6 separate regions of the Homo sapiens genome follow, and all the other regions are linked to region 1. A link is a loop called in an ENCODE intact Hi-C map of the cell type or tissue named here. Cell type or tissue: GM12878. All regions are shown on one strand.

Region 1 (5,000 bases):
GGTTGTAGTGAGCTATGATCACACCACTGCACTCCAGCCAGGGCAATGCATCAAGACCCTGTCTCAAACAAACAAACAAACAAACAAACCCTTTACTTTTAAATGTTTTTACCAAAGGAAGAATAACCTGTCATTAGTGGACCCTACAAATTAACTCTGGCATATTGGTTTTCTCAGCCTTTGAGGAAAATAACTTCCCTATGATACAAAGCCCTGAATCAGCATCTAGGATGTAAATACTTATGGACTTTTTAAAAAGTGAGCTGTGTTTAGAATATAGTAGGCATTCAATAAATATTTAGTAATATTAATAATATTTCTATGTTCATTACTAACATGCCTTAATCTTTAAGATAGATACAGTTGTCAAACTAAGGCTCAGAGAGGTTAAGCAACTTGCTGAAAATCACACAGGACGTATGGGAGCAACAACTCAAAACCAGCTTGAATACAAGATAGCACTAGACAATAATATTCCTTGTTGAATGAACTGAGGAAACTCCCAGGCTTTCCAATACTTTTAACTCCCCTGTGAGGTGGGGAGAATCAGACTTAGCTTGTTTTTGTCATTTAGCAGCCATTAGGCATATTTTTCTCCCTGTGCTTTCTCCTTTTAAAAGTCTTAAACATTCCTGGGGACACTACAGCAATATATTGGTCTCATGATTAACTGTTTGCTGGAACAATGGCGTGGGCCCTTTTTGTGTATTTCAGGCAATTCCTCAATAGTGTTCATATTTAGTTTTTATGGTTTGCCATTTGAAAGATCTATTTGGAAGTCTGAAAATAAAACTGCTTTTCCCACAGACTAGTTTCTGTTTCCATTTGGCAAACTTTAACACTTCTTTCTCCTCATTTTTGGAATTCAACTGAGGTCAATATGGCTTTGTTTTTGGCCTCCTTTTTACTATTTTCATCCTTGTGCGCCAGGAAGGCCAATGAGCTCATGAAAACATGGCTGCCCCAGGAAAGGATGATACAGACTCCTAAAGCTGAGGACATTTGAATCTGTGTCCCAATGCCATATACAAGGGCACTTTCCCCCATAGGTCAGCACTCCTACTGACACTAGAGACTCCATCGCTGCTAACAACAGGACTTGGGTGAAATCTGTTGACCAGGATTTCACCAGCCTGTCCTTACCTGCCACTCAACTTCTTGAAGGAGTTTCCCAAACCAACTTGCAACTCAAATAATTGAAATTCCCACAGACACCCAACACCTGCTCACCCTCTCTGGACATTCCGAGGACTTCTACTTCCCTTTGATATCCAGTTACCTCAAAGAATGAGTATTTATTTCACCATCTGCAAGATATAACTCTGTGTCAAGTGTCAAAGCTAGCAATGAAATAAACTCTGAATAAATAATGGGAGTCAATATTTGTGATTACAAAGAGATCAGTAAGTCTGTCAGTCGCTGCATACAAAAAGAAAGAGTGCCCTTGAGAAGGGCAAAGAGGCATCCTTGAGGGAGCCCTTGCACCTTCAAAGGGAGCAAAATTACAAGCAAAACACATTCATCCCAGGAAGCTCATCTTGTTCTGCCCACAAGTTGTGTGTGCCTTTAGTTTTGAGTCTTGAGTGTTCCCAGTTTCTCCTCTTATGTGTACCTCTGGAACTTTGCTATCTCTCATTAATATTCTTCTGATTATTGGTCCCCAATTTTGCTTCATGTCTCTCCTTAATGTTCTTCTGATTATTGGTCCTCAGTTTTGCTTCAGTCTCAAATAGTTTTGTCATGCAACTTGAGTCTCTGATCTTCCAATCTGTCCTTTAGTTTTTGTTTGTACTCCACCACATCTTCTTTGACCACTTACCCAGTGAGAAAATATCCACACAGAGACAGTGGAAGGTTTTGTTCAGACTTTCCACTCAAGGCAATGGTTTTTTTTGGTTAAAGGATTGCTTATCTTCCAAATACTATATCTATCACTAAATTCTAAGAGTTATTCCCTACTCTAAAACCTTTAGGTTTGAGTGTGGGCTGGAATCTGAGATAGAGTGGCATTCCTATACTAAACTATATCCATATATCTTCTCATCTTGATCTTGCTGTACGTGTTTGTGTACATAATTCCACATAGATGCATATAGCAAAATAGAAACATTTATTTCAGTTGTTCTTTAAAAACACACAAAGTATCGCACTGCATTTCTCTTTCTTCCTATGAGTGCGTTTCTTTCACAGGGGTATTTAGATAACCAAAAATATTCTCCTGAGTTTTCCTGAGCATTGGTATGACACATAACCACTAAACCTCATATTAAGAAAAAGCTGGCTTAAATAAGAAATTGAAAAATCTGCCTGCAAATAATACTGTAAAAGTTTACAGTCCATCCTAACCATCAAGGATATTTTCCATAACTTTAGGGTTTGATAGTAAAATATATACACACACATATGTATGTTTCTAATAACACAGCACTAAAGTAAAATAAACCTGCTTGTCCAAATACGGTTGCGTTTCAGTCAAAGTTTTGCTTAATGTTTTGAGAAGCGCTTTGGTGAAGATAAATATTCTCAGCCTTAGATTTTATGTCAGATGCTCAGGGTGCCATCTACTGGCCGACTCTGGATTGGGACAGTTTTGTTTTCGGTAGGAACCAAACTCCATGTTGCCACTGATCCACAGCTTCAATGGTGGCCCAATTTTAAGATAATGCCATCTGTGTTGATTTCCTTTTTCAGAGAAGGACATCCAGATTGTTGAGTTTTATTAGAATGAGAAGGCATTTTGTTTTTGAACAGCGATCTTTCTTTCTTCTTTTTTTTTTTTTTTTTTTTGACAGAATCTTGCTCTGTCCCCCAGGCTGGAGTGCAATGGCGTGATCTCTGCTCATGACAACCTCCGCCTCCTGGGTTCAAGCGATTATCCTGCCTCAGCCTCCTGAGTAGTTGGGATTACAGGCGTGTGCCACCATGCCTGGCTAATTTTTGTATTTTTAGTAGAGACCGGGTTTCACCATGTTGGCCAGGCTGGTCTTGAATTCCTGACCTCAGGTGATCCACCCGCCTCAGCCTCCCAAAGTGCTGGGATTACAGGCGTGAGCCACCGAGCCTCGTTGAACAGCGATGTTTCTAATGACACGAGGCCTGAGCTGCGTACTGCCCTGTCACATCAGATTGCTGTGTAACTGCAACCCGATGCCTTGCTCTGTCTGGGACTGTCTGAGTATCAGGTTGAGGATAGGGAGCACGACTGGCCAACTATGTCTTCATGGAAATACCATCCTGGGAGCATACAGCATTCCCAGTAAAGTGATGCCCATGAGAAACGAGGGAAGGGGTTGTGTGTTGGTGCCAACACAGCCATCTCTCTGAAAAAAGAGGCCTCCTTTCTGCCCTGCAGAAGCCAGGAGGTTACTGCAGGCTGCAGAAGATGTGCACCTTCCCAAGAGATTTTTTGGCAAGTTCTCTCTTGAGGTCCCTTCCTGGAGAGCAGGTCCAATGCCTTCCTCCTTCATGATCTGCCCAATGACTGCATGCTCATTTTATGGTATTTTATCTTTCAGAAGCCAAGCTTGTGCCGCCCGGCCCCTTTAATGTTTTCTGTGTCTCAGGTGCAAAAGGGTTCTTGTGGACATTCCACACAACAATAACGAATCCATTTATCATCCTGCCCAGCCCCCTGTGGAGCTGCTCTGAGTTCAGAGCTCCCACCGGCCTTGACGCTTTTGAAGGTGAGTCCACCTCGGCCACAGCCAGAGGGTTTCAGAGCTGCCCCAGTTGTTGTTGAAGCTGGGGACTGAGCAATCATGGCCGTTTTACCCAAGGGGGTTGTCCACAAATCAGGAAGTGTCCTGTATGTCTCTGTGTGGAGACCACCTGATCATACTTCTAAAATCTCTTTTTTATTAAAAAAAATTTATGAAGAAACCATTTTCCAAGAATTAAATTAAATTCCAAACCTGATGTGTATGTTGAGGCTAGAATCCAAGATTCAGAGGAGGATAGAGTCCCTCTTCAACCAAGTATCAAGCTAGCCCCTTTGAAATGCTGTGATTGCCTGAGGTGGCTAAAAAAAGCTTATGTAAAAAAAAAAAAATTGGTAGAAATTGGGAATCAAAGATAATGTCTTCACCCTTTACATCAAACACAGGTTTATTTGTATGTCCTTAAAAATATTCACATGAGCCCAGCACAGTGGCATGCGCCTGTCTTCCCAGATACTTGGGAGGCCGAGGCTGGAGGATCACTTGAGCCCAGGATTTCGAGGGCAGATTGGGCAACATAGCAGGGCCCCTATTCACATGACTTATGCAACAATATCAGAAGCATACTGATCATTTTAACAATTAGTCTCTCTCCCTGAGAAATAAGAATAGAAACTTGGAAAAGACCGTGGTGTTTCCAAGAGCATACAGCATAAAGTCCTGGACCCCAAAGAGAATTTTAAACAACACATTCTACAAGCATAAGTGATTTAAAAAATAAAGGTTGTTCACAAACATTGTTTTATCTTAAAGAGCCAGTCTCACTTCAGTTGGCACAGAAAAGAGACATAGAAAAAAATGGATGTGTCCCGAAAGATTTGATGATGATGAAAACACTGCTACAAACCAACTAATACTTCACATGTCAGTATGGTAGACGGAGGTTTCATTATCCAAAACAAGATGGCGGTTTTTCTGCCTAAGAAATCTGGACTAAGAAGACTTTCAGAAAATGATATGTCTTCAATAATTTAACCAAAAATGAAGGGATACAAAACAGATTTGTGAAGCTCAGAGAAAGAATACAAGATAAAATATTGACATCTTCTGTTGTGTCCATTCAGGATCCAAATCCAGCTCATATAATTTGCAACTATTTGACTGGATAAAGGAACATAATAGAGGTGCGAGTTTTAGCCTGGGGCTTTTAAAGATTATCTTTAAAGTTTTCCAAATAAAGCTAACAATTTGAAAGTACTGTTTTTACTACAAGAAGGAGCCCAGTGATTCTAGAAGAACACCAGAAACATGGCACATCCAGGAAACAAAAAATGCCTCTATTGA
Region 2 (5,000 bases), 400 kb before region 1:
TAATCATAATTCAAGCACCTCATCGTACATTATAGGTCAAAATATATCACCCAAGCCAATTTTATACTTAATAAATGTTGCTGTCTATCCCACCTCACTTCTACCACCCACCTGGCTTACTTCCCTTCCTTCTGCTTTATCCAGTCCTTCAAAACTGAGCCCAGCCTGACCCTACTTTCCAGATCAACCCTAGATTTCTTAAACAGCCTCAGGTTCTCTTTCATTGGAATTCATCCTTTCTTCCCACTCAAGGGGCCCAAATGATAGGCTCTGTCCCACGACATTACCCTTGAAATCCCACTTGCTGTCAGCCATATCTGAGACTTGAGACTAAGGCCCTTGGTTGGTCATATCATCCCCCTGCACAACTCATTCCATACCTAGTCCCTGTATCCCTATTCAGGCCATAGCACTGGGATACTACCTTCGATTCTGTTCTGCAGTTTCCAGCCTGGGGTCCTGCTTCCTTCCTCAGATCTCCTTGAGATCTAAAGCATTTTCTTAAACTCCAATGTGATGCCAGTACGACTGCACTGTACTTTATTATTGAGGCCCCCCTAAACAGTCCCGTACTTGGGTCTCAAACTAGCTATGGAGGCTTGAATCAGTAGAGCAGTTTCCCTGCTCTCCTACATGGCTTCCCAAGACTCCTGGTTACTGTGCTCCCCCAGCCTTGAGAACGCCATCTCTTCCTAACTCCATTCTCTTTCAACCTACCTCACACACCTTCTGGGCTAACAGCCTCCTCCAGGATTGTGATTGAGCCTGGTGTGCCCCTCAGTCACCAGTTTCTACAAATGGCCATCCTCCCTAAAGAGTGAATATAGTGCTAACCTCTGACTCCATCCCCTTTTCCTCTACCCTGCATCACGACCTGTGTGTCAGCATGCCTCTTTCAACCTTTACCCAACAGAAATGAATGGCAGCAGCAAATATGCACCAGGCACTGCCCTAGAAAATGGAGACATAGACCGGGTGCGGTGACTCATGCCTGTAATCCCAGCACTTTGGGAGGCCAAGGCAGGCAGATCACGAGGTCAGGAGTTTGAGACCAGCCTGACCAACATGGTGAAACTGCGTCTCTACTAAAAATACAAAAATTAGCCGGACACGGGCATGGTGGCCTGTGCCTGTAGTTCCAGCTACCTGGGAGGCTGAGGCAGGAGAATCGCTTGAACTTGGGAGGTAGAGGTTGCAGTGAGCCAAGATTGCACCACTGAACTCCAGCCTGGGTGACAGAGTGAGACTCTGAAAAAAAAAAGAAAGAAAGAAGGAAGGAAGGAAGGAAAGAAGGAAAGAAGGAAGGAAGGAAGGAAGGGGAAAATGGAGACATGAAAGAGGCAAGTCCCTGACCTCAACAGGTTATTGCCCTCATATCTCTCCAGTGGTGCCCATGCACAGACATACAACAAGGAAAACTCTCTCCCTGGGTTACAACCGTTGTGTTATGAGTACAGAATAACAATAGGAACCAGGCACAGTGGTCATGCCTATATTCTCAGCACTTTGGGAGGCTGAGGTGGGAGGATCACTTGAGCCCAGGAGTTCAAGACCAGCCTGGGCAACATAGTAAGACCTTGTCTCTACAAAAAAATAAAAAAATTAGTTGGGCATGGTGGTTCGCACCTGTGGTTCCCAGCTACTCAGAAGGCTGAGGTGGGAGGATCCCTTGAGCCCAGGAATTCGAAGCAGCAGTGAGCTATGATCATGCCACTACACTCCAGCCTAGGGGACAAAGCAAGATCCCATCATATACACACACACACACCCACACACACATATACACACACATGCACATATACACATACATATATATACACACATACACATATACATACATATATGTATAGTAACAACAAGGTCTTAACAGACTAGACTTCTAGTCAAGAGTTACCTTAAGAAATAGTTTAGTTTTTCGATAGTTCTTTTGCCATTAAAACTGGAATGATCACTTGTAGAATTGCCTATACATTGCAACATAGAAACAATGGAGAAAGTTTGTGTTCAGAGGCTAGATGAGAATGGTCTTTGTTGCTAGTGCAAGGTCATGGATCTGGATCATTGTTTCTCAGCAGAGATAGTACCTCCCCCTAGAGGCCTTTTTGGAAATTTGTGGGAGTATTTTCTGTTTTCACAGTTATTGGGGATACTTCTAGCATTCGATGGAGCAAGAATACCAGATGTCCTATGGTGCGGGGAAGAAGCACTCAGTGAAGAAGTCTCAGACCGCTTGGACAGCTTTTAAATACCCCAGAAAATAGTCATGTAAGTGAGAAATTTGTTTATAATTATCTCAGCCTGAAACCAAATGCTACTTTATATACAGACACAAAGGTTTTTTTTAGTAGTTTTAATAGACACATAATTTTCAGGAAGACAACTGACCAAAAATCACTTCGTTCTGTTGAGAACATTTGTAAGAGTTGGTTGTCATTTTGAAAAATTGGGCCACCAATTTCCACACTGCTTAAAGTCTTGAATTGCTGGACAACAAAATTGTTTCAGTCTGAATCTAGAGATGTCACGGAAAATCACAATAAACAAGATCTGAGACTCAAGACCATCCTGGATAACACGGTGAACCCCATCTCTACTAAAAATACAAAAAATTAGCCGGGTGTGGTGGCGGGTTCCTGTAGTCCTAGCTACTCGGGAGGCTAAGGCAGGAGAATGGTGTGAACCCGGCGGCGGAGCTTGCAGTGAGCTGAGATTGCGCCACTGCACTCCAGCCTGGGCGACAGAGCAAGACTCCATCTCAAAAAAAAAAAAAAAAAAATCTGAGACTTCCTTTAATGGACTTAGCATGAAATATTATCATATTAGCAAACACATATAAAACACACAAATCAAATTGAGATTTATTAATAATGCTGATTATATTTTATAATCAAAATTTTGAGGCAGAATAATAAGAAATATGTGATGTGATTGTGAAAATTACATTTTGATAGTATTTGCCAATTTTGAGGGTTGCTCGCTATTTTTAATCTTACGGTGTACCACACTACTTTTCTACAACCTCTTGAACTACAATTTCTTTTCCCAAACTACCTTCTATTTCTCATTGCCTATCAAAAGATATAGTCTCCAAGGACTTTTAAAATAACAGAAAATGAATTATAAGGAATTCTATCTTCTTACCATATAGGAGATAGAAGTTTCTTTGATATTTAGTCATTATCCTAATCCATGTCATAACATTGGGAATTGTTTTGACATTACATTTATAAGCAGGGCCCAGCAAACTCAAATAATTCAATAGCCAAAAAAAAAGAAAAAAAAAAAAAAGAAGGAAAAAGAGAGAGAGAGAGAAAGAACCCCAAAAACCTGATAAAAAATGGGCAAAAAATCTCAATAGTCATTTCTGAAAAGAAGGCATACAAATGGCCAACAGGTATATGAAAAAATGCTCGACATCACTATTTATCATGGAAATGCAAATCAAACCTACAGTGAGATCACCTCACTCTAGTTAGAATGACTATTATCAAAGACAAAAGATAACAAGTGTTGACAAGGATGTGAAGAAAAGGGGATTCTTACACTCTGTTGGTAGGAATGTAAATTAATATAGCCATTATAGAAAACAGTGTAGAGGTTCCTCGAAAAACTAAAAATAGAACTACCATATGATCTGGAAATCCCACTACTGGATATATATCCAAAGGAAAGGAAATCAATATGTTGAAGAGATATCTGTACTTCCATGTTAACTGCAGCACTATTAACAGTAGCCAAGTTATGGAATCATTCTTAGTGTGCATCAATGGATGAATGAATAAAGAAAATGTGGTATATATACACAACGGAATACTATTCAGCCATTAAAAAGAATGAAATCCTCTTTTGTGACAACATGGATGAATCTGGAGGACATTGTGTTAAGTGAAAAAAGCCAGACACAGAAAGACAAATACTGCATAATCTCACTCATACGTGGAATCTTAAAAAGTTGATCCCATAGAAATAGAGAATAGAATAGTAGTTCTTAGAGGTTGGGAAGGGTAGGAATAGAGGGGAGACAGAGAGGTTTATCAATAAGTACAAAGCTACAATTAAATAGGAGGAATAAGTTCTGGTGTTCTATTGCACAGTAGGGTGACTATAGTTAACAATAATGTATTATGGCGCATTTCAAAGTAGCTAGAAGCGAGGATTCTGAATGTTCTCACCACAGAGAAATAATGTGTTTGAGATAATGGATTTGCTAATTACCATAATTTTGATTATTACACAATGTATACATGTATTCAAACATCCCATTGTACCCCATAAATATGTACAACTATTATGTGTCAATTAAAAATAAGATAAAACTTTAAAAAAATAGTTCATTTACAAGAATATTGGACTTCATGTTCTACAATTTGACTCGATTTCTTCTTGACATTTTCTTTTTTTTTTGAGACAGAGTCTCGCTCTGTTGCCCAGGCTGGAGTGCAGTGGCGCGATCTCAGCTCACTACAACCTCCACCTCTCGGTTTCAAGTAATTCTCTGCCATAGCCTCCTGAGTAGCTGGGATTACAAGCGCCCACCACCATGCCCAGCTAAGTTTTGTATTTTTAGTACAGACGGGGTTTCACCATCTTCACCAGGCTGATCTTGAACTCCTGACCTCATGATCCACCCTCCTCGGGCTCCCGAAGTGCTGGAATTATGGGCGTGAGCCACCATGCCCGGCTGACATTTTCCTATACTTAAAATGAGTTTCCTCTTTATATTATTATATACAAAAATGTATAGCCTGTCATTACTTATCCCAACACTAGTTTTTATTCTTATATCAATTTGTACTTTTCCTCTTGAATTTTCCCAGCAACTTTTGCAGAATGGCTGCTGACCTTAACTCCCATTTATTCATTATAAATAAGTGTAAGCATATAATCACTTTATTATGTCTTTCAGTGTCTTGACGCCCATATATTCATATTGAGGCATGTATGATTCTTGTTATAAATTACTTTTCCTTAGTTGGCCTTTATATAACAGTTAGGTGGTA
Region 3 (5,000 bases), 780 kb before region 1:
GGCTTTTAAAAAAATAACATGTTGATTAGGTTGGGTATGGTGGCTCACGCCTGTAATCCCAGCACTTTGGGAGGCCGAGGTGGATGGATTATCTGTAAATGTCATTCATCCATGTAGTTAATTGAATAAAAGGCAATGCGAAAGTGAGGAAGTTGAGAATAAACTTGGAGAATTATGGATTTTCTGGTGATCCTTGCTCAATGCTGATTTCTACAGGGTGTTTAATGCTAAGCTTTTGCTTTCAGGACTAGGATTGTTTCTGGCAATGGCCTTCACTCAGACAGTTCAGGGAATACAAACGGGTGAAAGCTGCCGAATTGAAACTTCAATTTAGGTGATCTGAGAGTGGAAGTAGCTGTTAGTTTGTTTGGTCCTCAAAAGTACATTGTCAACATTTTGAAGTTTTGGTAGATTAACATAGAGTTAGCTTTACAGATTGTGAAGGTATTTCCAAAGAATTTAAAGAAAAAGTTGAAGTTGAAAGCAGTTGAAGTTGCATGTGGTGGAACTAGAAATATCAAGTCTAGAAATCTGAGAATGTCAAGGGAGAGAATCTTCAAGTAATCTTCTTCTTTTTTGTTATTTTTCTTTTTTTTTTTTTTGAGACAGGGTCTTTCTCTGTTGCCCAGGCTGGAGTGCAGTACGCAATCTCAGGTCACTGTAATCTCTGCCTCCCAGGTTCAAGCGATTCTCCTGCCTCAGCCTCCTGAGTAGCTGGGATTGCAGGCGCCCACCACCATGCCTGGTTAGTTTTTGTACTTTTAGTTTCGCCGTGTTGGTCAGGTTGGTCTGGAACTCCTGACCTCAAGTAATCTGCCCACCTCAGCCTCCCAGAATGCTGGGATTACAGTGTGAGCCACCTCGTCTGGCCATCAAGTAATCTTCTTGAATTAAGTTTCCTTATTACATGTTCGTCATACTACCTAGTGGGGAAACATGGAATCAGAGTATTTAGAGTTGGTTGGTGCATCATAAGGCTTTTCATTGCCAGTTGTGTAGTGGTCAAGAGCACTGGCTTTGGAGGTGAATGTCCTGAGTTCACATGTATCAATCAGATTACCCAATTACTTAAGGTCCCTGCCCCTTACTAAGTGTAAGACCTTAGGCCATTTACTTAACCTCCCTATGCCTCAGTCTCTGTGTCTAAAAAGGGGAAAATGATAGTATATACCTCATGAGGTTGTGGGGATTAAAAGGGCTAATAAATGTGAAATGCTTAGAGCAGTGCATGGCACATGCTGTGTGCACAGTCAACTGTTATCTTTAGGATTTCTCTGTTGTTTGTTTTCATTAGAATAATTTACTGTGGAAACCTATCAAGTAGTGGTTTTCTGGCCTAAATAGGATTCTTTGGAGAATAGCTTGTTAACTCTAAGAAGGAGTGGATATAAATGTACTGTTACAATTTTCTAATTCATGCATTTAAAACTAGCAAATATTTGGCATATTTAAATAATAATAGCTAACATTTCCTGAGCATATACTATGTCCCAGGAGTTGTACCAAGCACTTTTAACCAATTAACTTATTTAATCATTATCTTATAAGTGAGGAAACTGAGGCCCCGAGAGGGTAAGCAAGTTGTCCAAGGTCACAGAATTGGCTATGGGCATGACCAGCATTCAAACCCAGATGGTCTGTGTTCACGGATCACACACATCCATTGTGATATCCCATCTTTCATGCAAATATATGTATTTTAGATCTGTTTGTTAAAGTGTTTTATTTTATTTACCGCAAACATTAATTAGGTGGAAAACATGAGCTAAAATAATTTTGTTAAATCATTTCAGTATAAAAATACATGTTAGAGCCATATTAACTATGATTCTTTTGTTCTGTGGAAGTATGAGTATTAGTTTGATGTAACCAAGGCATCCAGATGCATACATCCATTCTTTAGAACTGGTTTTCACTTTATGTCTCAGCTACATATTTTCAGAGTGGTTTATGAGTAATGCTACTTTGCATGCATTTTGCAAACTTCAATCCTTTTCTACTATCCATGCAGGCATTAAAATAATTCGGATAATATCAAATCCTAACCTATGAAACACATTCTTTTAGGATTAGAAAATGGAGAACAGTGTGACAAATTGTGCTTTTTGCATTCTTCAGTATAGAAAGACTAGACTGCTCTAAAAGTAGTCATTTTAGTTGCCCCACTTTGTTGGTGCTAATGTATGTACTTTCTGGGTCTATTTTCAAAAAGCTGGGCAAAACTAATTTGCCACTAGATGGAGCCCTGGCTATTTGGGTAGAAATACAGGCAACAGAATATTAAATCACACAGTCATATCATGCTGGAGGGCTCCCGGTATTTGTGGCCCTCAGGTTTTAATTGTAGAATGCATCTTTGTTCTTTCCCTGACCTGCAGAGTGACATCACTGCCTCTCTTCCTGTGCGCTGGCTTTGACATAAGCCAGATGGCCACCGTGGTTGGTAGGCGCCCAGGCTGCCTGGTACAGGAGTTGATGAAACAGAATAGGAAGACGTTTTATGGTCAGCTGTGGAAGCACAGTGAGACTGCAGCTTTGCTAAGTAATTACATTTACTGTGTGTGCTTTATTCCTCACAGAGAAGGGTCACAGGGAAAAAATACATTTTTATTTATAGTGTTGTGAGGTATAGACCTTTGATCTTTTATTAGTCAGTAGTCTGCTCCAAAGGAATGCTCTCTTTTCCCTGCTCTGCAGTCACTCGTGAAAATGACATGTTTATTTATGTTTAATGGTTCTTTCAGGCTGTGCATTGTGATACTTACCTTCCTTTTCCCTCCTCTTTGTCTGCAGTTAGTAACACAAAAATGTTTTAGTCTTGTAGTGAGTTTAGTTTGGGGAAGTCAGAGTTCAGGCATGTTAATACAAGCAGATTTCTGTCAGATATACTCCAGAGTGATTTAGTAAAATATATTACTGTTTATTATATGTTTGTTCTTCAAGGAGGTCAGAAGAGTCCGGAACAGACTTTTTTTGGGGCGGGAAGCAGGGGAAGTGGTCAGGAAATGAACAAGACATTAATTTTATATTAATTTTTGGACATTTAATGGTTAAAGTCACTTAAAATGCTAATTTGAAACAACATATATGAAGTTTATTAATCTAGTATTTTCCATTTGCATTTAAAGTTAATCTTTACCAATTGAAATATTGTAAAAAACTTTTAAGAAAATCCTAAGAATTGAACTTTTCTCTAAAGTTTAATATCTACACAATTTTTAGATTCTTCCACATAATTCATTTCCAAAGACATTAAAAAACATTTTTACACTTTTTGAATTACTAAATCATGAATATTATTCACAGGATTGACCTAGAAATTATAAATCATATAATTAAATGAAAATTCATATTTGCCATGCTTTATTCGAACTTAACGCTGTTTTGAAAGTGAAGTCCCTTAATTGTCCTTAGGTTTTCTGGGTCTCTATTTTATAAAATGAAATTCTAACAAAATGTGTCTCTTAATCTTATTATTTTATAGTCTTCTCCAGGGAGGGAGATTTGCCAATAATTGCTGGAAGAAGGCAGCATGGTGTAAGGAAAGAACATGGCTTTGCAGTCAGTATAGCAGGGTTTTTTAGTCCTTTTTCCACTGGTTATTTGCTTTGTGCCCTTGGACTTTTGAGTCACAGTTTCTTCACATACGTATTGGGGCATAAAACCTACCTCCTTGGTTTATTGTAAGAATTAAATGATACAACGTGTATATTAGGCTCCAGACAGTTCCTGTCACATGGTATGAACTCAGTAAATGTGAATTCCTTTCAACTGTTTTTAAACTTCCTCTCTTTTCTCAACCTCTTGTAAACTGTGTTCACAGATTGCACTGCTATCATGTAGTGTGTATTTTACCTCTAAGGTACAAATAAAGCTAGATTGAAAGTAAGCTCACGGGCTGAAAAATAGGCGTTTGAAATTTATTAGCAGTATGTGCATGTGTTCAGTTCCAGATAAAACTGTAACCATCAGTTGTGCAATGAATGTGTTTAATATTTGTGATGTTTTAATTTGATTTTTGTTTTTGTTTTTTCTCCTACTCAGCTCTTGCCCCTGTTCTTTGCTTCTCGTTTTGTTGGTGAAGATATCACAGTGATGTCTGCATTCAACCTGCTGCATTTGGTGACAAAGAGCCAGCCAGTAGCCCTTCGAGCCTGTGGGCTTCCCTCAGGTTGCTGCTTGTTGTACTGTACATAGTGAAGGCACAGGGCCAACTGGGTGTTTCTGCTGCAGGAAATGATACACCATCATGCTTTGCTAAATTTCATTTTCTTTTACTTGGGCCCTAATTTGAAGACGGAAATTGGTTATAAATCACCACTCTACTTTGAGTAACATTCATTTCCACAATCCTTACAACCCTTGGAACATTGTCCAGTTTCCTTGCCCAGTGTATAATTGTCACTAATATTTCATATCTTCTTGTTCTTTAATGCACACTACACATCTGCAAATCATAACGTTCATAAGAGGCTGGCAGTCTGAGTAAGAAACTGCCCCAAATCACACAAAATAGGACATTCATCTTGTTAAAGGATAATGAAAATGCTTTTCATTCCACATGTGGTCATTCCTTTAGGAAAAAATGAAAATGAACAATGTTAGCATGATTAAGTTACCAATTTATTGTAGTTAAAAAGAAAGAAAGTTCTACTTAACAATGGCCAAATAAACAGAACTAATATAGCATGCATCAGTGGGTTCTTAAATTAGAACCACTGTACTTTTTAAAAATGTGATTTTAAGAATTTAAATAAGTGAGGCATGAAAGTCCAAAATTTTATATGCGCCTGTATCATAAGCTTAATATTTTAATTTTATTATGAAAACCACAATGGCTAAATATTTTACTTCTGTGAGCGTGATTATCAATATTATTTACATTTTTCCATTAGTGTACATATCTATCACTACATTGTGTAAGGAATTTAATTCCAACTCATTAGATGTTAACTATGCATGCCAGGCATTGTGTTAAGCAGTGAGGATACAGTGATAAA
Region 4 (5,000 bases), 130 kb before region 1:
ACAGGCTGTGAACTATAGATTAATCACTTTATGTGGTTTGTTAATATTGATTCAGCCCTTGTGCTTAGTGTCATAGGGAAGATGAGTCAAACAAAGAAAAACAGTCACTGCATCTGAGAAATGTATTTATATGTATATGCCTGTGTCCTATCCAGTGGTATGCTGGAACCAGCCCTTGTGAGCAAATAGTGAACATCTCTTCTGAATTCTGTGTTCAGTGATGTCAAGTAGGTAGCTTGAAATCCACTATGGTGGGAGTATTTACACCATGGAAAGTGACAAATACTACAAATCAGGACTTTTTTTTTTCCTGAGGAGCAAGTAGTTAAACATTTACCTCCCCAGCATGGCCCCACCCTTCAGCGATTCTGTTTATTTGGTCTGGAGATCCATCATATTTTTTATGAACTCCCTAAGTGAGTTTAATATGCAACTAGAGATGAAGACACTCCATGAAAACACATGAGAAGATGTCTGAACATTTGTTGAGCAAATGACCACAGAATGTCAATGTGTATGGGACACACGGGGGATACAGATGAATGAGTGGAATGCCTCAGGTTATCAAGGGGATGATAAGACTGGAATTTTCTTGTTTTGTTTGATTTTGTTGTTGTTGAGTTGCAGAAGGGAAAACTGAAACATAAATTAAGGGAAAGAAATTACAGATGAGATGAATGGCATATAGAAAGGTAGAGAGGCAAGAACAAATACATCATAGGTGGAGATTATTAATATGGCTAGAACTGATTGCAAGTTGGACATTAATACATCAAGAAATAATATAAGTGAAATCACAGTTGTTTTTCCCAAGAGAATTCAGAATCTCAAAGAAGCCACAAGTGGATTGAGTTGATCTTCAAGGATCAATCTGGCTATCTTACAGACCCTGTTCCAGATTTGCCCTTTATAGGAGAGTTCAGACTCAGAATTATAAAAAAGAACATGAGCTCATTGGGCTACCTAATTTATATTGTGTAATGACACAGTGATGAATTATATAAACATGAAAACTACGTGAAAGTTCGTGGAGGATAATGTAAATTTTACACTACATTCAAAAGAATCTCTTCCTTTTCCATCTGTTTCTTTCAAAATACCCTCCCAGATGGCTTTCCCATGAGGCAATCTGGATTAACTCAGCCTCATATCCTTCCTTCAACAGCACTTTGAGGGGTTACATTCAGAATCGCTTTTGAGGTGGTAAAAATTTTAGCACAACTAAATATTTTACATCTAAAGAAAAGGGCTCAGCAGTGTGTAAACAGACCTACGTTTTTCTTTCTGGCCCCATCACTGGGCTAATTAATTTCTCTTTGCTCTATTTATCCATCTAGGAAATGGGATAATAATAATGCCTTTTCCCTTACTCCCAAGAACATTACAAGAGATGCATAATTATATAAATTCCAGGTAGCATTATTACATTCTGACTTATTTTTGACTGTTAAGTTTTTCATTTCCAGAGATTTATAGTCTCAAAAATTCTAGAATCCTGATTTATTCCAAAGTACTTCCTCTTTGACGTCAAGTGTTTTCATTGAATGTTTTTTAAGGCAGGAATTTTTTAGCTGGAGGAAATTTTCTAGTAATTGCTCCATCCTACTGTTAGGGCTAAAGCATTCAGAATCATCTTCCTAGCATTTATGTCACACGTATACAGAATTACAAAGGCTCTGTGGTGAAGTATCCTCATACTGCCCAATGCTGAAGTCTCCTCAGAACTTCAAGAATGGCCCTTGTTGAACCTGGGGTACAAAGCAGCAGAGTTTATTCTGAGGAGACAAATTCAGAATTATGATAAATCTCAGCACCTGCATACGCACTTGTGTTTGTGTATACAAGTACATGCATCTAGAGAGAAATGAAAAGTGAAGGACCACCCTGTTGCAGGGGTTTGTGTTTGCGAAATCCACCAGGTGTCATCAGCTGCAAACATCAAGTGTGTCCCATAATCCTAATGGGAGAGTTAATAGTCTCTTAAAAATCTAAAGGGGAAAATCTGTAATATGTACGTTAACTTTTTTCTAAAATTCCAAAACCAATGAAAACAGCTTACAAAATAACTCTACTATATTTCCACTTCAAGTGATAAACAATAAATTGAAATCAGCTAATTACAAATAAATAGAAATGAGGCTGGGTGCAGTGGCTCACACCTGTAATCCCAACACTTTGGGAGGTCAGGAGTTCGAGACCAGCCTGGCCAACATGGTGAAGCCCCATCTCTACTAAATACACAAAAATTAGCCGGGCGTGGCGGCGGCCATCTATAATCCCAGCTACTCGGGAGGCTGAGGCAGGAGAATCACTTGAACCTGGTTGGCGGGGGAGGGTTGCCGTGAGCAGAGATTGTGCCACTGCACCCCAGCCTGGGTGACAGCGAGACTCCATCTCAAAAGAAAGAAAGAAAGAAATAGAAAGCAGCTCGTTTTTTAGCAATTTGAGCAGTTGAATTCTCAGTCATATGAATTACATTCTTCAGTAGGAAATGGTGGTAGGTTTTTCTTTTTCTTTTTTTAAAAAAAGAAACACCATAAAAGTACCAGATTATTATTATTATTAGAGGGTGCTTTGTTACTCAAGTTTTTACTTTGATAAAAATAAGTGTCTCTCCAACTGAGATGTCTAAAAAAGTTTCGCTAGTTTATCAGGTATTTGATCGTTTATTGCTATTTCCCTTTTAAGGCTTTAATCTGAGACTTGAAGGGACTCCCTAAATGTAATTCAGACATTTTTCTCTCACCTTTCTTCTACCCAAAGGGAAAACAGGTTTTTAAAATCCTAACAGCTCTCCACCCTTTCAATCCACTTTCCCCATTGTTGTACAGCCCTGGCAAACGATGCCTCTGGCAATTAGGACAGGTATAAACCTGCTCCTTTTCAATTTCCCAATGAGAGAATTGCAAAGTTTTCAGTTTCTAAAAGACTGGAAACAAAGCTTTCTGTTTCAAAAAAAGAGTTTTTACTTGCAAGTAACATCTTCTGTGGGTGGTGTGCACCCGGGCAAAGAAATCTCAGTAAGCCTTGATTATCACGGGATTTCTTCCCCCTCAAAATAAAATGTTGAATGTTTTTACAGAGACTTCAAGGGCAGTTTTAAGGATGTTTATATTTCAGACAACCTAAACATTGTTTGGAGCAAAATGAGAGATTTCATTTTGGGACAAGCAAGTTGATGAATTGCAGTCAGCATCTCGTTCTCAAAGAAGGCATTTTTACTGGGGGCTTTTAGTCTAGACATACAAAGAGGGAAGGAGGAAAGGGGAAAGCATTCTCACTCTAACACTCGTCTTTTACATGGTACCTTGGCCAGTGCAGTAAATAGTTCATAATAAATCAGACTTACAAATACTCACTCGTCTACTCACTCAAGGAGCATAATGATTTATACTGCCTAAGTCACAAAGATTACCGATGTATTTATTTTCTTGCTTATGCACTTTCAAGCTAGTAAAACATCTTGTGGGCCAGTAAATGTTTAGTACCAACTGGCAAAACATGAAGAATCATATCAAAGGTTGCCCTAAGTTGCACGGTTTTGTTGTATAGGAAATACTTTTTGACTTAACCTCTGACCTCTGACATCACCAAGGTCAAGGGAAAAGGAGAGAGCAAAGTAGAAACCAAGGTTTAACCCTTAATAAAGTAGCTCAAGGACATAGAAGCACAGGGAAATTGGAGGGCAGAGGAAGCGTATCAAAATGATTATTAACTGTAAACAGATGAAGTAATTAGCTTAGCTAACAGTTGTAATACAGGAATATTGGCAGGATGAAGTCAGCGGTTCTTGGCAGGAAATGTTTTATAGAGATGACAACTTCTAACAGAAGTGAAAGAACATCAATCAATTTAGGGCAACTTATAAAACTCCAAAAAGCAAAATTTAGTGTTTCTGGACTTGACAAATTTGCTGTGAGAGTTTTTTTTTTAAGTATGACTGTTTCTGTGTGGGGAAGTCTGTGGATTAGGCTCAAAACAAAATGGCAGTGGCTGCCTGCATTTCCTCTTCATATTGCAGAATTTTCCTCTACATTTTGATGTGTACTGGATAAAAACCAATTGTTTACTCAATATATAATCTTTCTTCTTACTCTCCAAACTTGCTGACCCAAATTAATGTGGAACAAATAGCAACTGGCTTTAAAACCTGGTCTTTCTAAGAAAATCCTTAATGGTTGCATAGAAATATGTTGCATTGCCTCAGACACTTACATTCAGGAAATGTTTGCTGGACACTCAGATGTCTACAGAGAAATTGTTAACTTACTGTTATTGATATTTTTATAATCTTACTCAAAAGTCATAACTCAGGATAATGAAAAATGTTTGGTGCAATAATGATTAAAATCCACAAATATTCTGTTCCCTGGCCGCAAATACAACACCTATGCAAAATTTTACACATCTACAAAACAAAGGGAAAAGGTTTTTCCTAGTCTATGCCATTAATAAGCACATCTGGAATATAACCCTTAAGCAGTCTTTAATCATAATTTAAAGCTACTTTGCATAAAAATAAGAACATTCCACAACAGCTGTGGAAACATTGAAATAAATTTTCTTCTTCTGGGCCGGGCACGGTGGCTCATGCCTGTTATCCCAGCACTTTGGGAGGCCCAGGCAGAAGTATTCCTTGAGCCCAGGAGTTTGAGACCAGCCTGAGCAACATAGTGAGACCCCATCTCTATTTAAAAAAAAAAAAAATTACCTTCTTTTGAATACTTTGTTTATGCAAAAATCCTTTTGCTTTCTTTAGCTATTTTTTTAAATGCAGTGTTCCTGCAGTAAGAATTGAACCTGGCATGGAAAACTGATCAAACCGGTAGTCCTCAGAAATCATCACTCCTGAAACTTGCAATTAGTTTATACCTAAAATGATTTCCCTATTTGAAAAATGTGCCTACCATTTCCAGATTTTAAAAAAATGGCCCTTTATCCCAGAAAGGAGAAATTCATTGTATCCCAGAGACCAGCATTACTTCTGTTGCAGTATTTTC
Region 5 (5,000 bases), 120 kb before region 1:
GGCAGCTGATCTTTGGCTCGTCTCTCTTTCGTCTGCCCATGGCTTTGATCATGCTACATCCTCCTTTGTGGCCAGGGCTCCACAGAGAATCTCAGGGTCATGGCCTGTTGCCTAGTCAAGAGGTATAAACCTGCTGCTTAAATATGTGAAGCCCACAGTTTGGGGGTTGGGAGTTAAAGGGGAGGTAGCCTCATACGTTCCACTTTTCCCACAAAACCCAAAGCAGACTAAACAAAACCGGTGTGAAATCTCATGACTTGATGCTGCCGTGGTTATATTTTTCAAGCTGTAATCCATTCATTTGTATGTGTGTTTATTCCCAGGATTTACAGCTCGCTCAGTCTTCGGGGGGAAAGAGAATATTTGAAACCTTTTGCAAAGGGTTTGAAGTATGCAGTGGCCTGTGATTAAAGCCCAGGATAGAGTGTGTGTGTGTGTGTGTGTATGTGTGTGTGTGTGCATTCATGTGAATGTGTGAGTGCCCATTCTTGTGGGGTTTTTTTCTCCCATTTGCTGCTTTTACGCAAAAGCATCACACATGGTAGCATTTAGGAGCCCCTTCACAGCTGAAGTGTTTCAAACACTAATGAATGGAAGTTTGGTCATATAATGCAGACAAGCTTTAAGGCATGCTTTACTGAATGGTGTACTGTAGTGACCTGGGAAAGGAAGAGAGGTATAAATTGTGTCGGTTAGCCACCCAGACAAAATGAAGCCATGTGGAAAATCAAATCTATTAAAGTATGAAGACTGTTATAAGCTGTTTTAAGCTGGCCATTCTTAAAGGGGCTCGGTCTGCTGCAGGAGTAAATGTTTACCTCTTCCCCCAGATCTTTTTCACATGCCGTCTTATGAGACAATGTGCAGCATTTGATAAAAATCATCCTCTCACTAACGACGCTTTTATCGGAAATGTTTATTGTCTCCGCTTTACCACCCATGTCCTGAAAGGTACTGCACATTTGTTAAATAAGCAAAAGGAAAGAGAACTTTGCGGCTCAAGCCGGCTCGCAGAAACCCCAACAAATTCCAGAGCCATAAGGAATCAGAAAAAGGAAAAGGGAAGGAGGAGTTAGATTTATATGAAGAGGGGGCCTTGCAAAAACATATATATTAGATTTTCTCTGCTTGGCTAGCCCACCATCAAATGTTTGGTCGATGCGGATTAGTATTGAGATTGAGCAGTTAACGCCGAACTTGGGTCACTGTCTCAAAATGTGCTTTAATAAATACAAGGGGGAGGAAATGGATTTGGGAAGGCTCGTTGTCAGCTCTGCCCCTGCTCTCACACTGCCTCTGCACAGTGGTGTAGGGGTCACACACAGGTGTTGGCACCAGTACCAACCCGACCCAAATCCTGGTCCCACACACCCTGTAATTTTGGGCACATTACTTGTCTGTGCCTTGGTTTTCTCAGATGTAAAACAGGAATATTAACAGAAGGTGCCTAAGCATCTGGTAAGCACTCTAAAAATACCAGCTATTATTACCAGTATCTGGAGGGTGGGTTCATTTATACCTTAAGAAAGGATCCCCCTAACTCTATTTTTCTTGTGTGCCGGTTTTTAAAACTGATGAATGGCATGCTGTCGGGAAAAATTTATCCATTCCTACTTTTTTTCTAATTGGTGAGTAAGCGTGCATTGCCCTGACATTCTCTGGACAGCAAACAATTGAATTTGCTGACCAGCCGCCATGATGTCAAGCCTTAAGTCAACAGTGGCTAATGACCGCTCTGGGAAAAAACAACACCTTGATTCCTCAATTACGGTTTAAGAAGCCCTGGGAATGAGGGCTCGCCAGTCATCGTCATCCTCTTTTGAGGCAAGCATAATGTGCTGTGGAAACAGGTTACCTCTGCACTGTTGGCAAGAGCAGCCCACACAGTATAACGATTGAGCGTCATGGCTGTGCCCTTTGTGTGTTCCAGGAGGAAACTGAAGAGACATCCTCACAAGAGTCTGCCGAAGAGGACTAGGGGGCGCCAACGTTCGATTTCTACCTCAGCAGCAGTTGGATCTTTTGAAGGGAGAAGACACTGCAGTGACCACTTATTCTGTATTGCCATGGTCTTTCCACTTTCATCTGGGGTGGGGTGGGGTGGGGTGGGGGAGGGGGGGGTGGGGTGGGGAGAAATCACATAACCTTAAAAAGGACTATATTAATCACCTTCTTTGTAATCCCTTCACAGTCCCAGGTTTAGTGAAAAACTGCTGTAAACACAGGGGACACAGCTTAACAATGCAACTTTTAATTACTGTTTTCTTTTTTCTTAACCTACTAATAGTTTGTTGATCTGATAAGCAAGAGTGGGCGGGTGAGAAAAACCGAATTGGGTTTAGTCAATCACTGCACTGCATGCAAACAAGAAACGTGTCACACTTGTGACGTCGGGCATTCATATAGGAAGAACGCGGTGTGTAACACTGTGTACACCTCAAATACCACCCCAACCCACTCCCTGTAGTGAATCCTCTGTTTAGAACACCAAAGATAAGGACTAGATACTACTTTCTCTTTTTCGTATAATCTTGTAGACACTTACTTGATGATTTTTAACTTTTTATTTCTAAATGAGACGAAATGCTGATGTATCCTTTCATTCAGCTAACAAACTAGAAAAGGTTATGTTCATTTTTCAAAAAGGGAAGTAAGCAAACAAATATTGCCAACTCTTCTATTTATGGATATCACACATATCAGCAGGAGTAATAAATTTACTCACAGCACTTGTTTTCAGGACAACACTTCATTTTCAGGAAATCTACTTCCTACAGAGCCAAAATGCCATTTAGCAATAAATAACACTTGTCAGCCTCAGAGCATTTAAGGAAACTAGACAAGTAAAATTATCCTCTTTGTAATTTAATGAAAAGGTACAACAGAATAATGCATGATGAACTCACCTAATTATGAGGTGGGAGGAGCGAAATCTAAATTTCTTTTGCTATAGTTATACATCAATTTAAAAAGCAAAAAAAAAAAAGGGGGGGGCAATCTCTCTCTGTGTCTTTCTCTCTCTCTCTTCCTCTCCCTCTCTCTTTTCATTGTGTATCAGTTTCCATGAAAGACCTGAATACCACTTACCTCAAATTAAGCATATGTGTTACTTCAAGTAATACGTTTTGACATAAGATGGTTGACCAAGGTGCTTTTCTTCGGCTTGAGTTCACCATCTCTTCATTCAAACTGCACTTTTAGCCAGAGATGCAATATATCCCCACTACTCAATACTACCTCTGAATGTTACAACGAATTTACAGTCTAGTACTTATTACATGCTGCTATACACAAGCAATGCAAGAAAAAAACTTACTGGGTAGGTGATTCTAATCATCTGCAGTTCTTTTTGTACACTTAATTACAGTTAAAGAAGCAATCTCCTTACTGTGTTTCAGCATGACTATGTATTTTTCTATGTTTTTTTAATTAAAAATTTTTAAAATACTTGTTTCAGCTTCTCTGCTAGATTTCTACATTAACTTGAAAATTTTTTAACCAAGTCGCTCCTAGGTTCTTAAGGATAATTTTCCTCAATCACACTACACATCACACAAGATTTGACTGTAATATTTAAATATTACCCTCCAAGTCTGTACCTCAAATGAATTCTTTAAGGAGATGGACTAATTGACTTGCAAAGACCTACCTCCAGACTTCAAAAGGAATGAACTTGTTACTTGCAGCATTCATTTGTTTTTTCAATGTTTGAAATAGTTCAAACTGCAGCTAACCCTAGTCAAAACTATTTTTGTAAAAGACATTTGATAGAAAGGAACACGTTTTTACATACTTTTGCAAAATAAGTAAATAATAAATAAAATAAAAGCCAACCTTCAAAGAAACTTGAAGCTTTGTAGGTGAGATGCAACAAGCCCTGCTTTTGCATAATGCAATCAAAAATATGTGTTTTTAAGATTAGTTGAATATAAGAAAATGCTTGACAAATATTTTCATGTATTTTACACAAATGTGATTTTTGTAATATGTCTCAACCAGATTTATTTTAAACGCTTCTTATGTAGAGTTTTTATGCCTTTCTCTCCTAGTGAGTGTGCTGACTTTTTAACATGGTATTATCAACTGGGCCAGGAGGTAGTTTCTCATGACGGCTTTTGTCAGTATGGCTTTTAGTACTGAAGCCAAATGAAACTCAAAACCATCTCTCTTCCAGCTGCTTCAGGGAGGTAGTTTCAAAGGCCACATACCTCTCTGAGACTGGCAGATCGCTCACTGTTGTGAATCACCAAAGGAGCTATGGAGAGAATTAAAACTCAACATTACTGTTAACTGTGCGTTAAATAAGCAAATAAACAGTGGCTCATAAAAATAAAAGTCGCATTCCATATCTTTGGATGGGCCTTTTAGAAACCTCATTGGCCAGCTCATAAAATGGAAGCAATTGCTCATGTTGGCCAAACATGGTGCACCGAGTGATTTCCATCTCTGGTAAAGTTACACTTTTATTTCCTGTATGTTGTACAATCAAAACACACTACTACCTCTTAAGTCCCAGTATACCTCATTTTTCATACTGAAAAAAAAAGCTTGTGGCCAATGGAACAGTAAGAACATCATAAAATTTTTATATATATAGTTTATTTTTGTGGGAGATAAATTTTATAGGACTGTTCTTTGCTGTTGTTGGTCGCAGCTACATAAGACTGGACATTTAACTTTTCTACCATTTCTGCAAGTTAGGTATGTTTGCAGGAGAAAAGTATCAAGACGTTTAACTGCAGTTGACTTTCTCCCTGTTCCTTTGAGTGTCTTCTAACTTTATTCTTTGTTCTTTATGTAGAATTGCTGTCTATGATTGTACTTTGAATCGCTTGCTTGTTGAAAATATTTCTCTAGTGTATTATCACTGTCTGTTCTGCACAATAAACATAACAGCCTCTGTGATCCCCATGTGTTTTGATTCCTGCTCTTTGTTACAGTTCCATTAAATGAGTAATAAAGTTTGGTCAAAACAGATCAAGGAGGGAGACACTCACAAG
Region 6 (5,000 bases), 100 kb before region 1:
ACCACTGCTCAATGACATAAAAGAGGACACAAACAAATGGAAGAACATTCCATGCTCATGGATAGGAAGAATCAATATCATGAAAATGGCCATACTGCCCAAGGTAATTTATAGATTCAATGCCATCCCCATCAAGCTACCAATGACTTTCTTCACAGAATTGGAAAAAACTACTTTAAAGTTCATATGGAACCAAAAAAGAGCCTGCATTGCCAAGAGAATCCTAAGCCAAAAGAACAAAGCTGGAGGCATCACGCTACCTGACTTCAAACTACACTACAAGGTAACCAAAACAGCATGGTGCTGGTACCAAAACAGAGATATGGACCAATGGAACAGAACAGGGCCCTCAGAAATAATACCACATATCTACAACCATCTGATCTTTGACAAACTTGACAAAAACAAGCAATGGGGAAAGGATTCCCTTTTTAACAAATGGTGCTGGGAAAACTAGCTAGCCATATATAGAAAGCTAAAACTGGATCCCTTCCTCACACCTTATACAAAAATTAATTCAGGATGGATTAAAGACTTAAATGTTAGGCCTAAAACAATAAAAACCCTAGAAGAAAACCTAGGCAATACCATTCAGGACATAGGCATGGGCAAGGACTTTGTGTCTAAAACACCAAAAGCAAAGACAACCAAAGCCAAAATTGACCAATTGGATCTAATTAAACTAAAGAGCTTCTGCACAGCAAAAGAAACTACCATCAGAGTGAACAGGCAACCTACAGAATGGGAGAAAATTTTTGCAATGTACTCATCTGACAAAGGGCTAATATCCAGAATCTACAAAGAACTCAAACAAATTTACAAGAAAGAAACAAACAACCCCATCAAAAAGTGGGCAAAGGATATGAACAGACACTTCTCAAAAGAAGACATTTATGCAGCCAACAGACACATGAAAAAATGCTCATCATCACTGGCCATCAGAGACATGCAAATCAAAACCACAATGAGATATCACCTCACACCAGTTAGAATGGCAATCATTAAAAAGTCAGGAAACAACAGGTGCTGGAAAGGATGTGGAGAAACAGGAACAATTTTACACTGTTGGTGGGACTGTAAACTAGTTCAACCATTGTGGAAGACAGTGTGGCAATTCCTCAAGGATCTAGAACTAGAAATACCATTTGACCCAGCCATCCCATTACTGGGTATATACCCAAAGGATTATAAATCATGCTGCTATAAAGACACAGCACACATATGTTTCTTGCAGCACTATTCACAATAGCAAAGACTTGGAACCAACCCAACTGTCCATCAATGATAGACTGGATTAAGAAAATGTGGCACATATACACCATGGAATACTATGCAGCCATAAAAAAGGATGAGTTCATGTCCTTTGCAGGGACATGGATGAAGCTGGAAACCATCATTCTGAGCAAACTATTGCAAGGACAAAAAACCAAACACTGTATGTTCTCACTCATAGGTGGGAATTGAACAATGAGAACACATGGACACAGGAAGGGGAACATCACCTACCGGGGCCTGTTGTGGGGTGGGGGGAGTGGGGAGGGATAGCATTAGGAGATATACCTAATGTTAAATGACAATTTAATGGGTGCAGCACACCAACATGGCACATGTATACATACGTAACAAACTTGCACGTTGTGCACATGTACCCTAAAACTTAAAGTATAATTTAAAAATATATATATATATATATATATATATATATATATATATATATATATATATATATATATTTAAAGAAAATGTGGCAAAAAAAAAAAAAAAAAGAAAAGAAAAAAGAAGTCTAACACATAAGGAAAAAAAAAATTTTCTGTAACCCTTACTAGTATGTAAGCTCCTGGGGCAGACACCACATGAAGTATATCTGTCTCTGTATTGTGAGTCCCAGGCACATTGCCCGACACATAGTAGGTGCTCAATAATGTTTGAGGAAGGAAGATGAATTTCAGTAAAGGAAATAGAATTTATTAAGATTTATTAAGATCTCCTATCCCATCCCCTCCTGGAGATTATTTCTTTCTCTTTCTTCCACGTGGCTATCTTTGACACTTATGCTTACCTTCCCTAGGCAGTGTCATATGTTCTGAAACCTTCCTGCAGCATCAAACACCTGTCCTATGTCACATTACCACTGGGACTCTGCCCTCTTCTGGTCAATATGGGAACTGATCTTTTTTTTTCCTGATGCTATTTTAATGGATGATTAAGGGCTAACCTATTTTCCTTCTTTGTCTGTATTTCTATCTTAATTGGCAATTTCTGGAAAAACAAGAACTAGCCCCAAAGTAAAGACTTCAATCCATTTCTGTTTAGTAATATGTATATAAACCAAGCCAATTACCAAATTCATGAGGGATGAATCCATGTATACAACCATGGCAGTCTTCTTTCATGAATTTAAGACCTATTTATTGACTACCTATGTTAAAACAAAAACTTCCGCTGAATTAAATTTAAAGGAGTCTAATTGAGCAATGAGCAATTCATGAATCGGGCAGCCCCCAAGATCACAGCAGATTCACAGATACTCCAGGAATGCCTATGGTCAGAACAAATATATAGAGAAAAAAAAAGGAAGTGATGTACAGAAATCAGAGGTGAGGTACAGAAACTGCTGGATTGGTTACAGATTGCTGTTTGCCTTATTTGAACACAGTTTGAACACTCAGCAGTGTACAAGTGGTTGAAGTATGGCTGCTGGGATTGGCCAAGTCTCAGCTATAGTTTCAGGGCATATTCCTAAGTTAGGTTTTCAATCTTGTCGGCCTATTAAGTTAGGTTGCAGTTCACCCACAAGGACTTAAATAAAGAAGTACAGAGTCCTTCTCAGGCAATATTTAGTTTGCTTTAACAAATCCCCACTTTTGGTCATTTTTCTCAATTTTGAGGCATTAACCAAAACATTAGTCATTGATGTCACTATCACCATTGTAAATGTACTTATTTGGTCTTGAAACCCACTAGGAAACAGTAGAACAGTGAGTTTTGCAAAGGTAGGAACAAGGGCTTGAGTACAAGTTACCTCCTTTTGCTGGAATATTCTGTTTACAGGAGAAAAATGAAACCTGGTCTATTCTAAGATGTATGTGTTTGCTTAAAATCTTAGTTTGATTATATCACATGTAGCATGAGCGACTCCATTTTTGTTTGCTTTGGTCTGCTGGGGCCTAGTGCATGAACTCAGTCCAAAACAATGGCCTCCTGTAATTTTGCTTTAAAAAATCTCCCTTTTTGCGTCAGGTTCTCACTTAGGTGAGAGTGTGACCAAAACTTAGGGTCTTAGTGCCACACTCAGTTACCATCATTTTGGGTTTCCAGTCTCAGCATGTCATTCATAGGTTACAGTGTCCTTACGGTTGAACACTTCTTTCAGCTCTTGTCATTGCAGTGAAGACAGACCATTTGACATTCTAGAGATGGCTGCATGCAAACATTTAAAACCTTCGAGAGAATACAGTATGCCAGGGAGACTGTTATTATGACTTTGGGGAGGATAATACCAAGAATTTGGAGTATGCTCCTTACTAGGGTCCCCACAAACCAAACCACCTAAAATCAAATAGATTAGAGAATGAGCTAGACAAAGAGTCTACTCACTTAACTAAGCAGTCTCTTCGTTAATCCCCTACAAGTGAATCTCTATAATCTACATTTGATGTATTTCTCCATAGGCCACGAGGGCCAGCAGCTGCACAGATACTTTTCTGTTCAGCCACTAAATAATCTAGAGCAATTCTATTATTTAGCATAACTTTCAGAAGAGAATTTAAGTCTGTTGTGTAACCATAGCCTTTATAGTAGAATCTGCTACAGAGCCTGTCATGAGGGATACATTTCTAATCATTGTCTGTTTTATTCCAAGCCATGAAAAAAGAACCTAACAAATGATGCCTCTCTTGAAGAGTGAAGGCCTCCTGGCAATGTTCTCTTTAACCCATGATGTGGGTTAAGAAGAGTGAACCAATGTTCTGTTTTTGAGTGATTATGAGGCAACATATGTACAACTAAAGTTTCTTATCTACATTAGGACTTTTTTTTTCTTTTTTTTTTGAGATACAGTCTTACTCTGTTGCCCAGGCTGGAGTGCACTGGTGCAATCTTGGCTCACTGCAGCCTCTGCCTCCCGGGTTCAAGTGATTCTCCTGCCTCAGCCTCCCAAGTAGCTGGGACTACAGGTGCACCACCACGCCCAGCTAATTTTTGTATTTTTAGTAGAGATGGAGTTTCACCATGTTGGCCAGGATGGTCTTGATCCCCTGACCTTGTGATTTACCCACCTTGGCCCCCAAACTGCTGGGATTACAGGCGTGAGCCATTGCCCCAGCCAGGCCTTCATTTTTTTATCTATCAAAGTATAAGGTTATCCATGTATACGGCTGGTTGCAAAACCCTTCACAAATAAAAGCATAACCCATAAGTGCACACAACAGACCCCCTTTTCATTTCTATTGTTCATAGACACATAAACAAGGAGAAAAAATTCAAAGATAAGAGTCTCATGAGAGTAGAGAAGTCTTGATCCATGATCTCGGGAAAAGCTGCTCACATCAAGGATGCCATCTTCTGGAGAGAAACTTTCCTGGTTAGCTTTACCTTAAGGATTCCAGCGGGTGTACAGTTCCAAGAGTGTGGAGGGACCCTTCTCAGTTGTGACATTATGAACCCAAAGTTCAAGTGTCCAAAGTCTTGTTGTAGTGTAAATGGCAAGGGCAGTCTTTCCCTGATATTTTCAGAAGATCCCGTTTTCAGGTTCTAGTTTGTGAAGGAGTTGACTGTCCTCAGTAAAACATAAAAAGCTTTCTTTAGCTGGTGAAATTACAATGTAGCATAATAACGTACTGTTACAACATCAGTCCTCTTGCATGAGAGAACTTTTCTATAACCAGAAAACATGCATTGAAAATGACAATTGAATGAAATCCCTTTATAAAATGTTTAAATGGACCATCAGGTAACCAAATGTACCTGAAGTTTTGATTGTTTTCCCAGGAATATGGGTT

What was found. Hi-C counts contacts between places; a loop is a spot of excess contacts. Peaks named below come from ENCODE experiments on the same cell type or tissue, not always from the same donor. Only the 100,000 strongest peaks of a DNase experiment are listed, where the experiment ranks them.
Region 2: a loop joins it to region 1, with 2.7 times the contacts of the local background. A loop is called at or near these places in 8 of 110 quality-filtered maps.
Region 3: a loop joins it to region 1, with 5 times the contacts of the local background. A loop is called at or near these places in 26 of 110 quality-filtered maps.
Region 4: a loop joins it to region 1, with 7 times the contacts of the local background. A loop is called at or near these places in 3 of 110 quality-filtered maps.
Region 5: a loop joins it to region 1, with 4 times the contacts of the local background. A loop is called at or near these places in 4 of 110 quality-filtered maps.
Region 6: it touches region 1 in a loop (4-fold over the local background); 19 of 110 quality-filtered maps call a loop at or near these places.

Annotation. Positions count from the first base shown.
Region 1 is chr12:66,085,002-66,090,001 of GRCh38, forward strand. No RefSeq gene overlaps it. Among named protein-coding and RNA genes, the nearest start is that of LLPH, 43 kb to the right of the region's middle. In GM12878, a CTCF peak has its summit at 2,567 (motif pointing left); a DNase peak (open chromatin) is centred at 2,560; H3K27ac peaks cover 287 bases.
Region 2 is chr12:65,683,639-65,688,638 of GRCh38, forward strand. No RefSeq gene overlaps it. Among named protein-coding and RNA genes, the nearest start is that of MSRB3-AS1, 44 kb to the left of the region's middle. In GM12878, a CTCF peak has its summit at 2,098 (motif pointing left); no DNase peak of the experiment used is centred here.
Region 3 is chr12:65,304,485-65,309,484 of GRCh38, forward strand. MSRB3 (methionine sulfoxide reductase B3) reads left to right here. Exons shown (of 7, transcript NM_001031679.3): 2 at 4,045-4,171. The coding sequence starts at 4,096. Among named protein-coding and RNA genes, the nearest start is that of MSRB3, 28 kb to the left of the region's middle. In GM12878, a CTCF peak has its summit at 2,244 (motif pointing right); no DNase peak of the experiment used is centred here.
Region 4 is chr12:65,952,786-65,957,785 of GRCh38, forward strand. All of the region lies in intron 4 of HMGA2 (high mobility group AT-hook 2), which reads left to right. Among named protein-coding and RNA genes, the nearest start is that of HMGA2-AS2, 6.6 kb to the left of the region's middle. In GM12878, a CTCF peak has its summit at 1,917 (motif pointing right); no DNase peak of the experiment used is centred here.
Region 5 is chr12:65,961,315-65,966,314 of GRCh38, forward strand. HMGA2 (high mobility group AT-hook 2) reads left to right here. Exons shown (of 5, transcript NM_003483.6): 5 at 1,931-4,977. The coding sequence ends at 1,978. Among named protein-coding and RNA genes, the nearest start is that of HMGA2-AS2, 15 kb to the left of the region's middle. In GM12878, a CTCF peak has its summit at 1,973; a DNase peak (open chromatin) is centred at 1,964.
Region 6 is chr12:65,981,693-65,986,692 of GRCh38, forward strand. No RefSeq gene overlaps it. Among named protein-coding and RNA genes, the nearest start is that of HMGA2-AS2, 35 kb to the left of the region's middle. RefSeq lists silencers at 1,809-2,380, 1,957-2,251. In GM12878, a CTCF peak has its summit at 2,145 (motif pointing left); a DNase peak (open chromatin) is centred at 2,170.